Regions from separate parts of the Homo sapiens genome. Here regions 1 and 3 are each linked to region 2. Evidence: chromatin contacts called from ENCODE Hi-C or POLR2A ChIA-PET data. All regions are on one chromosome and are shown on one strand. Each heading gives the region's core, a stretch centred on a gene start or an enhancer-like site at or near the end of the contact. The rest is flanking DNA. Distances are from core to core; before and after follow the strand shown. Region 1 holds the start of DOHH (deoxyhypusine hydroxylase). Region 2 holds the start of TIMM13 (translocase of inner mitochondrial membrane 13). Region 3 holds the start of EEF2 (eukaryotic translation elongation factor 2).

Region 1 (4,634 bases), core at 1,499-3,998, 1.1 Mb after region 2:
CAGCCATTATGGGGATTTTTGTTACACAGCTTAGATAACAGATTCAGAAGTACTTTCAATATGTAAACTGGACCATATCACTCCCTTGCTTAAAATCCTCCTATGCCTCCTCACTCAACTACTTGACAGTCCCAAAGGCCCTTCATGACCATCTCCCATCACCTCTTCCCTCTCTAGCTCCACTCCAGCCACACAGGCCTCCTCGCTGTTCCTCCAACACGCCAGGCCCAGTGCAGCCCTAGGGCCTTTGCATTTGCTGTGATCTCCATGAGGAACATTCTTCCCTAGATGTCCCCACGTAGCAGGCCAGGCCTCACTAACACAGGCCTCCATAACTGTTTCAGCACTGACTGAGTGGTTAAGTTAAACATTAAAAGCTAAAAGAGCCAGTGCCCTCATACAAAGGCTGGAATGTAACAAAAGCCCATGAAGAGTTTTGCCCAGGCCTTTCCTGGGCCTTAAGGCATGACAAGATAATGAAGGAATTTTTTTTTTTTTGAGACAGAGTTTCGCTCTTTTGCCCAGGCTGGAGTGTAGTGGCATTATCTCGGCTCACCACAACCTATGCTTCCAGGGTTCAAGTGATTCTCCTGCCTCAGCCTCCCGAGTATCTGGGATTATAGGCATGCACCACCATGCCCGGCTAATTTTGTATTTTTAGTAGAGACAGGGTTTCTCCATGTTGGTCAGGCTGGTCTCGAACTCCCAACCTCAGGTGATCCACCCGCCTCAGCCTCCCAAACTGCTGGAATTACAGGCTTGAGCCACCACACCCAGCCAATAACGAAGGAATTCTTAATGTGACCCGTTTAGGATGAAACAAGTTTTACTGGGTGTCTGAAGAACTCCCCAAACCTCCATGATTTAGCAGGAGACAAGATAAGGATGATCACCCCAGCACCTGGACCCACTGGAGATGAGATAAGGGTGATCACCCCAGCACCTGGACCCATTTAGATTAAGTAAATTTACTGAGGTTCCAAAGGAAAGTCTTCAGGATTCAGATCTTAGTTATAGATTAAAAGAAGTTAGTCACTTTAAGTCTTTAGATGGATGCTCAGTTACATGTAGATGGAGAGCTTAGAGGGTATATAAGCTCTGGAAAACTTTGTCATTTTGAGTTGGTCTGGCGATATTTTCCAGGCCTTCTCCCTGTAACCGGTTACAGAAATAAAAACTCTCTTCCTCCCCAGTTAATCTGCATCTCGTTATTGGACCATGAGAAATAGCAGCCCGACCCTCAGTTTGGTCCAGGAACACCCGTGCTCATCCTCTTGCTTTCCTGGGTCTCCAACATCACTTCCTCATGGAAGCCTTCCCTGATCACAATGGACAATGTTACTCTTCCATCTCTTTTCACTTATTCAGCTTTATTTTTCTCCACGGCGCCTAAGACTCCTAGATATCATATTGGAAAGTATTGGTTTAGTTGCTTGTGATTGGTCTTATCCCTCATTAGAATAGAACTCTGAAGGCTGGGACTGAGTCTATCTTGGTCACTGTTGTATTCCCAGCACTTAGTGCAATGACCTGCACGCAGTAGGGCCTCAATAAAAACAATAACCGGCTGGGCGCGGTGGCTCACGCCTGTAATCCCAGCGCTTTGGGAGGCCGAGGTGGACAGACCATCTGAGTTCAGGAGTTCGAGACCAGCTGACCAACATGGTGAAACCCCATCTCTACTAAAAATACAAAAATTAGCTGGGCGTGGTGGTGGGCGCCTGTAATCCCAGCTACTCGGGAGGCTGAGGTAGGAGAATCGCCTGAACTCGAGAGGCGGAGGTTGCAGTGAGCCGAGATCGTGCCATTGCATTCCAGACTGAGCTACAAAGCAAGACCCTGTCTCAAAATAAATAAATAAAATAAAAACGACAACCGTGACAATAGCAGCTGACACTTATGTAGCATTTGCTACGCGCCAGGCACTCCATGCTCTTTACATTCATTAATTCATTCGATCTACATCACTACCCTGTGAGGTAGTTACTAAGATTGTCCCCATTTTACAGGTGAGGAAACTGAGGCACAGTTTGGGACTGTGCTTGGGAACTTGCTTGGGAGCAGCGTGAAGAGTTAGGAATCCAGGAAGTCTGGCTCCAGAGTCGGGCTCTAAACCACCAACGCTTTGTTGAATGACTTAGGATAAAAGAACACAGCCAAGGGGAGAAGGGACCCCTCTCTTTCCAGATCGGCTGAGAACCTGGCGGATGCTTCATCTCAAGACAGGCTGGCTATGGCATGCTGGCAGCCCTCTCTGGTGAACAGTGGCGTCAGCAAGGCTGCCTGGGCTTGACGAGGGCAGTGTAGCCACCTAAGCACAGGTGACCATCAAAGGAGAGTGACACCTTTAAAGAGGGGTCATCAGAAACCAGAGGGCAGGCCTGTGCGAGCTGGCAGGGCACTGGGGACCATTGAGACCCAACCGTACGACATAGGAGCTTCAGGACGTGAGGTGGGCACTCTTTCATGTAAAAAATCCCAGAGGAAAGAGATCGCCGGGACTCGAGACCCCTTAACCCGCCCCATCCACAGTCAACGAATCCCTGAGACCGGATTCCCTAACGAGGCGCTCCCGGTGCCACCGCCCGCCAGACCCGGGCCCCACACCGTGATCGCCGCCTCCGGGACGCCTCACCGAGCTCTGGAGACTCAGGACCCGTCGGCCCGGCCAGTAACCGCAGGCGCCTCTGCCACCACCGCTTCACCTGCCGCGACGCCCGCAGTGCGGTCTGGGGGCCGCCATTTTCTCGCCCACGTGACCGTGCCGGACGGCACCAACGCAGCCGCGGGTGAGACCTAGTGAGAGGCTCCGTGCATGAGGGAGGCCCGGAAGGCTGAGTCGGTGCTGGTGCCACAGCTCATGCAAACGCAGGAACAGTATTCCTAGTGCGTTCTTCGGGGAAGGGGACGGGCAACGTATGCCCTTTCATGGGAAAAAATTCTCTCCAACCTCCCCACTGCGGTACAAGAAGTGAGACTGGTTTGTGCCGATTCAGCGCCCTGCCTGGGCTGGCTAGCAACGGAGCATGCGCAGTGTTTCTAGGCGTGGTCAGACTCCAGAGGTGTTGGCCAATGGGCTCAGGGAGCTCGAACCTTAAGTAGGTGAGGAATAAAAAAAGGAAGAAATGCAGTCGTTCATTCATTCATGTATGTAATAAATAGTACATGGCCTTGAGGACAAGAGAGCCTTCAGCCCTTACCCTCGTACGCCTCCCAGTGTTGTTATAGAGACAGAAAATAACACGATAAGTAAATGCAATACCTATTAGATGGTGAAAAAGGCTAACGAGAAAAAATTCGGTAGCCAAGGGCGGTGTATGTATAGGGTGTGCAGTTTCAGGAAGGGTGGCCAGAATCTGAGGTGGTGACATCTGAAGAAAGACCTGAAAGAGGCCGGGTACGGTGGCTCACACCGGTAATCCCAACACTTTGGGAGGCCGAGGTGGGTGTTATCACTTGAGGTCAGGAGTTCGAGACCAGCCTGGCCAACATGGTGAAACCCCCATCTCTACTAAAAATACAAAAAGGCTTCAGCTTCCCGAGTAGCTGGGATTACAGGCATGCAACACCACACCAGCTAACTTTTTGTATTTTTAGTAGAGACAGGGTTTCACTATGTTGGCCAGGCTGGTCTCAAACTCCTGACCTCAGGTGATCCACCTGCCTTGGCCTCCCAAAGTGCTGGGATTACAGGCGTGAGCTACTGTGCCCTGCTTGCAATCTCTTATTTTTAAAATGTGGGTGACTGCCAGGAGTGGTGGCTCATACCTGTAATCCTGGCACTTTGGGAGGCTGTGGGGTGAGAGGATGATCGATTGAGCCCAAGATTCCAAGACCAGCCTGGGCAATGTGGTAAGCCCCCGTCTCAACAGAAAAAAAATTTTTTTTAATTTGGCTGGGCGCAGTGGCTCAGCCTGTAATCCCAGCTACTTGGGTGGCTGAGGCAGGAGAATCGCTTGAGCCTGGGAGACACAGGTTACAGTGAGTTGAGATCCTGTCACTGCACTCCAGCCTGGGCAACAGAGCAAGACTCCATTTCCAAAAAAAAAAAAAAAAAATCAACTGTGCCTGGTGGCTCATGCCTGTAGGCCCAGCTACTCAGGTGGCTTGATAGCTTGAGTCCAGGAGTTCAAGGATCCAGTGAGCTGTAATCACACCACTGGATTCCAGCCTGGGTGACAGAGCAAGACCCCATCTCAAAAAAAAAAAAAAAATGAGCAATTAATAAAAAAACATGGCTGGGCATTGTAGCTCACGCCTGTAATTCCAGCACTTTGGGAGGCCAAGGCAGGTGGATCACTTGTGGTCAGGAGTTCAAGACCAGCATGGCCAACATGCTGAAACCCCATCTCTACTAAAAATACTAAAATTAGCTTGGCCTAGTGGCGGGTGCCTGTAATTCCAGCTACTCAGGAGTCTGAGGCAGGAGCATCACTTGAACCCAGGAGACGGAAGTTGCAGTGAGCCAAGATCGCGTCACTGCACTCCAGCTTGGGTGACAGAGTGAGACTCCATCTCAAAAAAATAATTAAATAAAAATTAATGAAAAAACATAAAATGCTGTGCATAGCAAAGAAATCCTTTTGGAAGGCCAACTTCTATTTTAAGACAACATTCACAAATACTTATTGAGC
Region 2 (4,854 bases), core at 1-2,500:
GAAGCAGGGTCAAAGCAAGCCCTGACAAGGGGAAGGCTGTCCCCCTTAGCCTTTGGGGCAGGGGTGGCAGCAGCAACACATTCCTCGTGACTCAGCAGCCCGGTGGCACTAAGGGGAAAGATGGACTTCTCCCAACCCAGGGGAGGCTGAGACCCTCCGAGCTGGGGTTCCAGGGACACGCGTCACCTCTTCCCAGAGACCCCTCAGGAGGGAAATAAAGAGGTTTCTCTCCGTCCTCCACCAATTTATTTGCCCATCCGCAGGAGGTGACAGCTCCTGTGGTGTCTGACCACCCCCAACTCCGAAGTCCAGACAAGCTGTCCGCCCAGAATATGAGGCTGACTTGGGCACACTAGGGGAATACCCCAAAGGCCTGAAGGAGGTGCCACTGGGCTGCCAGCACTTCAGGAAGGCACAGGGCCCCACACCCCCGAGATCCAAGCTGCACTGGCTGGCAGGGGGCAGGGCGGGGGGTGGCGAGGACACAGTCCCGTGTGTCCCAGCACCGGTGCCACCCTCCTAAGCCCCGGGCAGGCAGTACGTACATGCGGACCCCGCCTCTCAAAGCACGTTTATGGAAATGAACAGGGTGGGGTGGCCCGCGCTCGCCGGTCACATGTTGGCTCGTTCCCGCTGCAGCCGCGAGTTGTAGGCGCGAGACACGGTGTTCCAGGCGTCCATGTAGCGGTCCATGCACATGGCGATGCACTTCTGCGGGAGCGGAGGGGCGCACGGCTCAGCTCGGGACTTCGCGGCCCCGGGGACCGCCCTGACCCCGGCTCCAGGACGCCCGGGCTGCAGACTACGCACGTGCAGTGACCACTCCGTCGCACCTCCCCGTTAGTCTGCGCACGCGCAGACACCTCCCCCCTCGAATCTAGGCCCTCGCGACCCTTGCCCCGAACCTCCGCGGGTCTCACCTGCTCGGAGTTGTCCAGGGAGCCCCCAGGTTTCCCTATACACTTCCGGAAACACTTGTCCGTCATCCTCTGTGGAGACACGCGAGGCTTTAGCCGCGACGTCGGCCCCCAGGGGTGGCCCTGTCGCCCCCAGCGCCCGTCCCCGGCCAGCCCCGCACCTGCAGCAGCTCCTGCGCGTTGGCCACGGCGATCTGCACTTTCACCTGCTCCATTATGAGCCCTGGGTCCAGCTTCCCGCTGCCGGAGCCCCCGAAATCGGAGCCGAAGCCGCCCTCCATGGCTCCGCAAAGTCAACCGGACCGAGGCCGCGTGCGCCGACTCGTAACTAACTGCGCCGGAAGCGGGCCGCCCGGGGCACCACGGGAAACGGAGTCCGCGCGGACGGGGACGGAGGACTACAACTCCCACACGACCGCGCGCGCCCGGGCCATTCAAGGTCGCGCGGGGGGCCCTCCGCTCATGCGGAGGCCTGGACCTGCCGTTACCTACACGAGCTACCCGTGGTTGCGACTCCGCGGGAAGAGGGAGGCCCTGACTTGGCCGGGGAGTAGGGGGGCTACTACGTGCGGCCGAGGCCGATCACTTTGTACTCACGCTCTGCCTCCAGCTCGTCCCGAAGGGCCTGCCGCGCATGCGCACGAGGCACCCGGCGCGTCTATACAGCGTGTTGCCGCCGGGGCGGAGCCCGGTCGCATCACGTGACGAAGAGTCAGCTTGTGCAACAGCGTCGGAGGCTCACTAGAAAAAAAAGGGCAGGGTCCCATGCATCGCCTGGGTCCTGTTTACACTAGCTACACTAGCCAGTGACCTTTTTCCTTGGGGGTGGAGGGATCTTTCTTAGACATCCGCTTCATTAGGGCAGAGGCCCCGGCTCGAGCTTCCCCTCAGGAATAAACTCAGAGGCAGAACCTAAAATCAAAATGTTTATTGGAGTGTTGTACAAAAAAGTTTCCAGTCATAAAATGTATATTACAAATCATTGGAAAAAAAAAAGAACACATTAGGCATGCATCTTCTTAAAAACCGAATCTCTGAAATGAAAGTCCATGCCAGCCCCAGCTGCAGCCCAGCTCCGTTTTTGCAGGTTGTGCTGTGACGCTCGCTGGACGCAGGGCTTGGAAGAGGCTGCAGGCGGCGACGCCCCAGGACTGAGGAGTCCCTCAGATCTTTAACAAAGAACTGCCGCGTGCAGGCTTCAGACCAACCCCAGCCAAAGCCGCTGGCATGAGGACAGGTGCATGATCGGATTCTGGGTCAGCCCGCAGGCCTCCCGGCTCCTGGGCTCAGCGGGGCAGGCTTCAGCGTTAACCTGGCGCTGTGCACCCCAGAACCCGCGTTGGTCCAGCAGGCGTGGGCCTCCCCCCAGGGCTGGGTGGCGTCTGATGCTTCGCAGGGAGGGCGCTAGGCTTCGAGTCACACGGCACGGGCTTACACAGAGGGATGGTTTCGCATCGTTCTAAGCGGCACACAGCTAAGCGTATTTGGGGACAAATGCAAATTGTTTCCCAGGCCATAAATAACTTTTAAAAATTTGATTTTCTTAGTGTTTCCAAAGACTCAATTCTCAATGAACCTCCAATTACCCACAGGCTGCCCAGTCCACGCTTCTCCCCACCCCCTTCAGCTAAGGGCACCCGCAGTCCTAGGACCACCCCCAGCTCCACCCAAGGCAAATGTAGGGTGGGGGGTTCTGTGGGCCTGGGGCGTGCTGTTTTCAGGACAGGACTGGGCAGCGTCTGGACATGAGGACCTGCGGGTTTTGGGGGGGACTTTGTCCCTGAGCCCAGCCTGCAAGGCTGTCGGCAAATCACAGACCAACTCCAGGATACAGCTTTGCTCCTCCAGAGCCAAAATACATAGGATGTGGCTGAGACCACTGCAGACTCCCCATAGGACAAGATCACCAAGACCCACCCCCAGAACCCTCGCTAGCACGAAGCCCAGCCAGTCGGGTCCGGGTGATTCCTGCTATGAAGGTGGGAAAGAGGACACAGTCTGTCGCCAGCATTCCCACTTCCAGCGGCTGGCAGAGGGTATCCCCGGGGCAGGCAAAGCTCCCTACCAGCCGCCTGACTGGGAGCACAGCGGCGTAGCCTCCAGGAGGAAATGCTTTGGTAAGATGCGCCCCCCTCTATCTACATGGGACCGGGACTTCTGAGAGCAAGGACAGCGAGCAGGGGCTACGTGGAGCAGCGGGTGTTTCTGCTTTGTCGGCCGCTGGCTCCTTCCCGGCCTGGGGCTGGGGCCCCCCATTCCTTCCTGCCACAGGCAGGTCCCCAGGGAGGCGGGATGCAGTCACAGGGGAGCGGTGCCGCCCCCGCCCTGCAGTGAACGCCATGGCCCGGAGACGGCGCGTGCCCATGGCTCAGTTTTGGTGTCTTTAAGACTTGAGCTGCACTTTCTGAAGGAGGCTCTGCCGTCGGAGGGTGCCCCAGCCCCACGCCACCCCGGGGAGGAGGGTCAGCCTGTCCTCAAGGCCCTGGCGTGAGCTCCTGACCTGTGTACTGACCAATGTAAAAAAATAAATATCCATTAAAAAAATAACTTCTGTGTATCTATGAGGGAGGGTGTAAACGGTGAGCTATTGCCGAAGGGGGGTGCCAGGCATTGGGAAGCTGGACTGAGGGGCTTGGGTGCGTCGTGATAGGAGTCAGGTGGCCTTGGCCTGTCTGAGAAACATGGTTTCAGCGAGAAAATCACAGATAAAAGCACAGTATGGATAGACGCATGTGTATATATAGGCACAGGGCAGACGGAGCTGGAACACGGGAGGGGCTCCACAGCGCTCTCCTCCAGAGGGTCAACATGGTGGCGTTCCCTGCAGACAGCTGTTCTGAAACTCACAGCTTCTGCCTCCAAGGCAACCAGATGTGTCCCCTCCACATCTCCCCTCCCTGCTTATTGTTGTGACAGGTCTTACGACGGGACTGTCCTCATTCTTCCTTCCCCAGGTCTTCCCCTCCCCTGCCCTGTTGGCCTTGCACAGTCAGGAACTGAACTGCGGGAAAACTCCCCCAAATAAAGTCAACGGTCCGAGAAACCCGGCCGGTGCGCTGCCAGAACGGGAATCTGGAAGCCCAGGCAGCGGAGTGAAAACCCGCCCTGGGGGCCACGCCATCCCCATGCTGGCCCACACCCGCTGCGTGGCTGCCTGAGGAGTTCCCGCTGTCCGAAGCTGGGCAGCCAGAATGCAGGCTTGGCCCCGGGCCCCACCAGGTCGACGCCTGGATTCTGAATTTGGTTTTGTAGAAAGCCTTAAAAAAACCCACCACCACTGAATTCCTACGCAGTTTCCGCGCTCCGTCCGCAGCAGGGCCGTCTCCTGTCCCCTCGCTAGCCTCGCCGGCCCTCCTCCCTCCAAGCCCAAGCATCTTCTAAACCTCCGGGTCCTGGCCCTGGGCTTCCAATTTGACCAAATGGTGAGATGAGGAGTGGGGTGGGATTGAAAAGTCTCCGGGGCAGCGGCGAAGTGGCAGCGAAGTGAGGCTGGAGGAGACCCGCCAGGAGGGAGGGCTGGGGGAGACCCACCCACACGTTCTGGCAGTTCGCTTAGAAATTCTCTAGAAATGTATCAAGAACTAAAGAAAGCCAATGATATAAAAATAGTTTTCAGTGGCTCTGGGTAAAGAAAGGTGTGTGGATGAGGAGTGTGGGTTCACATCACGTAGCAGCCTCTTGAGGTGGTCCTCGGGTCCCCCTGCAGGAAGGAAGGAAGGAAGGTCGGCCATGATCAGGGCCAGCCTGGAGGCAGCCGGCAGGTAGATGGCTGCCCCCACCTCCCCACCAGGGAGGGGCTGAGCAACAACAGTGTCTATTTCTAGAGCCTTCCATTCCACTTCCATGTCCCCATGAGCCCGCCTGTGAGCTACACATTCTGTTCTGGGTTCCAAAACAGTCACAGGAACTTGCGACGCACGCGTTTAATGCAGCTGTG
Region 3 (4,411 bases), core at 1,006-3,505, 1.6 Mb after region 2:
TTGATGAGGAAGCCGGCACCGTCCTTGCTCTGCTTGATGAAGTTCAAGTCATTCTCCGAGAGCTCGTAGAAGAGGGAGATGGCACTGATGGAGGGAGGGACTCGTCAGGGGGACAGGAGCCACACACCTGGCCCAGGGAGTCTGGGATGCTGTCAGAAGCCAGGCTGCTCCTCCCTCCATGACTCATCCCTGGAGAGGCTCCCACAAGAGCCAACCCACCCTTGTCCTTTGCCTCTGTCCGAGACATGCCACCCCCATGACAGGGAACTCCTGGTACCAGCCCCATAGCCAGATCCTCAGAGCCCTCCTGACCAGACATCCTGCCCCACCGACTTGGTCCCAAGATTCATCACACCTGACTCAAAGTAGCAACTAAAAGACCCAGCAGGACGGCAAAAGCCTCCAGAGACTCCGACCCTCCCCTCCTCACTTCTGCCCCTGCTCCAGGGGAAATGAAGAGCCTTAGCCAGAGTCCCTCACCAATGTACCAACCCAGGACAAAAAGCAGTTGGGGTCACCGTACTCTGCGCTCCCCCTACTCATATCGGGGCCAGAAACTGACATGGAATGAACATCATCCAGTGCAACACAGGAGCTTCCCAGCGTCCCAAGCACTAGAACACCCTCCCCTCCCAGGTGTGACAGCCAAACCTCTCCAGATATTGTAGGAGTGGGGGCAAGTCCCCCAGGGAGGGAGAACCACGGAGTTAAGCCCCCTCCTCAAGAAAACCTTCCAGCTCGCAGTACCCCGAATCCCTGTGCCTCTCCATCCTGTCTCGCTGGACTGAACCTCACTCATTCTCCCATGAATTAAGAAACCAGGGGAAAGAGACGTTGCCAAGTCTCTCCCCGCGCACCCTGGCCCAGTGGCCTCCAGCTGCCAGGCCAGCACCTCCCTGCCTGGGTACAGAGGGCACAGGGAGCTCACGTTGACTTGATGGTGATGCAACGCTCCTGCTCGTCCTTCCGGGTATCAGTGAAGCGTGTCTCCCCGGCCCGGGCCGAGGCGATGATGCCCGCCTTGCACACCAGGGAGTCTGTCAGCGTGGACTTGCCATGGTCCACGTGGGCGATGACAGACATGTTGCGGATGTTGGCCTTCTTGTCCATGATGGCGCGGATCTGGTCTACCGTGAAGTTCACCTGGGCAAGACAAGGAGGCTCAGACCAGCTCGTGATTTCCAGGAACACAGCATGGCACGGAGCGTTCAGTCCAAACGAACCAGCATGCCCAAGGCCAGGAGGGGGTTGGTGCTGGGGTGCCCCAAGCCCACCGAATCTTGCCAGCCTAACACCCCTTAAGAGCCACCCCGCAATCTCCAAGGAACCACCGTTAATAGGTGTCATTCATGATTGACAACCCAGAAATAAAAGTGCTCAGGAATAAAACTGAGTGTCAACAGATTTCCTTGATACCAGGTACAAATACTAAAGTCTCATTTGGGGCCAAACACGTAAGGGATGAATCCTCTCCTAAAGCCCCCTCCACGTTGTCACCGGGCCACCCAAACTTCCCCGAGCAAGAAGCTTCATCATAAAATGCAAGGTCACCCCTTGGCAAACGGGATCAGACAAGGCCACCCACCCCAGGAAATAACGGGGAGCCGGAACGGCCCTAACTGCCACAAGCCTACACCTCGTGTCTCAATAAGAGTCTTTGTACATCTGGGAGTCATAGGAAGGACAAGTGCCTAAGGTCGACGATTAACAGCATCAGGAGAAGGTATTTGGAAGGAAAAGGGGAGCCTTTCAGGTGTCGCTTTGCTCGTTCTGCCATTCCCTGCCGCCCCTAGTCCCCCGGCAGAAAATCGATCTCAAACTCGCGGCCCGCGGGTTACATAAGGCGCCTCCCTGTCTCCCCGCTTCCACCGCGGTGCCCGCCATTACTACGCCTGCCACATCATCATTCCCCACCCCCATCCCCGCTAACAACCCAGCTCCAACCAGGTCTGGGCAAGGTTATGGCGCCCTCGGAAACGGAGAAAGGGCTCGGTGAACAGCGCGGCGCACAGACATGGCGGCGGCCGCTTCCCCAGCCCCGGGTCCTCCGGCCCCGCCGCCGCTACGTCTCCTCCTGGCACGGGGGGCCCCAGCGTCCCAGGCTAGGCAGCGTAGGCCCCGCGGAGGCCCCGCCGCCGCTCCGGGGCACCAGCGAGGCAGGGTTACTCACCATGGTGGCGGATGGCGGTGGATTCTCCCAGGTAGAACCGAAAGAAGCGAGTCGCGCCGAGGATGGCGGCGACGACGGCGGAAGAGAACGCTGACGTCAACACTCAGCTTTTTATAGGCGGACGCCGGTTGGGCGGGTCATGTGACTGCGCTGCGAAGGCGGGGCGAAGGGACGCCGCGCAAGCGCACGGAGGCGTGTCCCCCCGCCCGTTAACCCATTCGGCGCCGGCGCGGCGCTCTAGAATAGAAGCTGGGCATCTCGGGGGCGGTGGTCGCCCTCGGTGTGCAGTGTTCAGGTGCACAAAGTAAAGAGCGCCGTTTTAGCTGAGAACGAGAACCATAGCAACGATATTAGCTTACAAGTTGTCCAGTACTTCTATTAAAACCAATTTACAAGGTGAATAGAGTCTGTGGATTATACCCAAGTCAATTTCCCTGTTTGGACATTGTTACGTAAGACGATACCCCTGGGAGAAGCCGAGGGAAAAAGGACACTCGCGACCACTATACTGTTTTTGCAACTCCTTACCTGTAATTATTTCTAAATAAAAACTTTATAAGAAGCAGGCATCGGAATCACTGATCCCACAAATGCATACTGAGCATCTATACACCAGGCATTGTTAGGGGTTTTGTAGATATAGCAGTGGACCAAACACCTTGCTAGCTTGACCACACTGCGTGTTCTTCTACCAGCTACTAGGATTTCTCTGTGCCTCAATTTCACCTGCTCGGAGGTGATCAATACCACCCTATTGTTTGGGGGAGAGTGAAACGAACTAAAGACATCTAAAAGAATTAGGACCGTGCCTGATACCCAACGCTCAATAAACGCTATCTATTTTAATTAGCTAAGATTGCTATTAATAAAACAGTTATTTATTTCAGGACTGGTTTGCCATGTCCCAGGCACCCGGCTAAGCGGTTTACTGGCACAATTTCATTTTCTATTTCATTTCCTCTCCAGGGGGAGGCGCAGGAAGACTGTTTAGCATTTGTGTCCTAATCTGACCCTAAGAAACAGTTGAATGTATTTCATATCTCATGAATTGGCATTCAATTGTGTAACTCTATCCCTTATGAAAAGCCCAACCCGCTGTTTAGCACATAGTAGGTACTCAGCATTTCTTGCATGAATGATGTTCTCACAGTGCAAATGAACCCCCTGCGGTACATCTTTCCTTAAACTCACTTTGTGAAACAGGAGAGCCACTGCAGTGCTTTTCCTGGGCTGGGAGAGGGGGAGGTGTGGATCCACAAAAAGCAATGCAAATTCCAGCCTGGACTCTAAAATAAACCTGTACACTCCTCCCCCTCACGAATGCTTCGGGCACTTTGCTTTACAAAGCGCTGTCTCAACCTTGGGTTTCATTTAACGGATGATTGCTCTTCCTATCACCATTTAACCCAGTGGAAAACTGAAAAGTATCTTCCGAAAGGATTGAGGCTCTGAAAGGCAGAGGGCGCGGCAGGGAGCAGATGGGAGCGCCCGGGGTCCCTAACCACCTACACCTGTACCTGTGACGCGTTTAGTTAAGTTGCAAGTCAAGCGCATGCGCCATTTGGGGCATGAGTTTTTAGCAGAGGGGTAGTCAGTTTCGCATTATTAATAATAAAATTCTTCAAAATTTTTAAATGCACTGAGCACCTGCTACGTGTTGCGTTTCCTATTGGGGGCTTCGCAGCCGTTTTTTCCGTGCAAAGTGGGAGCATTTCAGAGATGTAATGGAAAGGTTTTCATTAAAAGAGGTGTCAGGCGAGAGGCGGAGGTTGCAGTTAGCCGAGATCGCGCCACTGCTCTCCAGCCTGGCGACAGAGCGAGATTCCGTCTCAAAAAAATTTTTAAAAATTTTAAAAATTAAAGAGGGGTTAGGCTGCTTGCGGTGGATCACGCCTGTAATCCCAGCACTTTGGGAGGCCGAGGCAGGCAAATCACCTGAAGTCAGGAGTTCGAGACCAGCCTACCCAATATGGAGAAACCCCGTCTTTACTAAAAATAAAAAAATTAGCCCGGCGTGGTAGTGAACGCCTGAAATCCCAGCTACTTTGGAGGCTGAGGCAGGAGAACCGCTTGAACCCGAGAGGCAGAGGTTGCAGTGAGCCGAGATCACGGCACTGCATGCACTCCAGCCTGTGCGACTGAGAGTAAGACTCTGTCTCAAAAAAAAAAAAAAAAAAAAAGGAGGGGGGGCTGTTCACAGGTATCCCGGAACTTAATAAAAGAGGGGTTGAATTTCTTCTC

Evidence for each region. A loop is a pair of places that touch in the nucleus more often than their neighbours do. ChIA-PET counts read pairs that join two places held with the same protein, here RNA polymerase II (POLR2A). Pooled maps may share reads with other maps.
Region 1: a loop to region 2 is called in a map of naive thymus-derived CD4-positive, alpha-beta T cell, with 8 times the contacts of the local background. The contact joins the promoter of DOHH here to the promoter of TIMM13 in region 2. A Hi-C loop is called at or near these places in 1 of 168 maps with a recorded cell type or tissue (naive thymus-derived CD4-positive, alpha-beta T cell) and 5 of 50 pooled maps. POLR2A ChIA-PET finds 5 or more read pairs at or near these places in 1 of 52 experiments (AG04449).
Region 3: a pooled map shows a loop between it and region 2 (20-fold over the local background). The contact joins the promoter of EEF2 here to the promoter of TIMM13 in region 2. A Hi-C loop is called at or near these places in 3 of 50 pooled maps. POLR2A ChIA-PET finds 5 or more read pairs at or near these places in 3 of 52 experiments (Caco-2, activated CD4-positive, alpha-beta T cell and naive thymus-derived CD4-positive, alpha-beta T cell).

The regions. Positions count from the first base shown.
Region 1 is chr19:3,497,926-3,502,559 of GRCh38, forward strand. DOHH (deoxyhypusine hydroxylase) reads right to left here and starts at 2,749. Exons shown (of 5, transcript NM_001145165.2): 1 at 2,636-2,749. It overlaps LOC105372245 (a long non-coding RNA gene), which reads left to right. Exons shown (of 4, transcript XR_936262.3): 4 at 2,010-3,126. RefSeq lists an enhancer at 2,751-2,860.
Region 2 is chr19:2,426,336-2,431,189 of GRCh38, forward strand. TIMM13 (translocase of inner mitochondrial membrane 13) reads right to left here and starts at 1,251. Exons shown (of 3, transcript NM_012458.4): 1 at 1,079-1,251; 2 at 921-989; 3 at 1-711. The coding sequence starts at 1,198. The coding sequence ends at 613. LMNB2 (lamin B2) reads right to left here. Exons shown (of 12, transcript NM_032737.4): 12 at 1,831-4,617. The coding sequence ends at 4,576. RefSeq lists enhancers at 1-741, 742-1,487, 1,572-1,721 and a silencer at 932-1,021.
Region 3 is chr19:3,983,208-3,987,618 of GRCh38, forward strand. EEF2 (eukaryotic translation elongation factor 2) reads right to left here and starts at 2,256. Exons shown (of 15, transcript NM_001961.4): 1 at 2,171-2,256; 2 at 929-1,143; 3 at 1-84. The coding sequence starts at 2,173. RefSeq lists enhancers at 822-1,673, 967-1,186, 2,442-2,491 and a silencer at 2,052-2,161.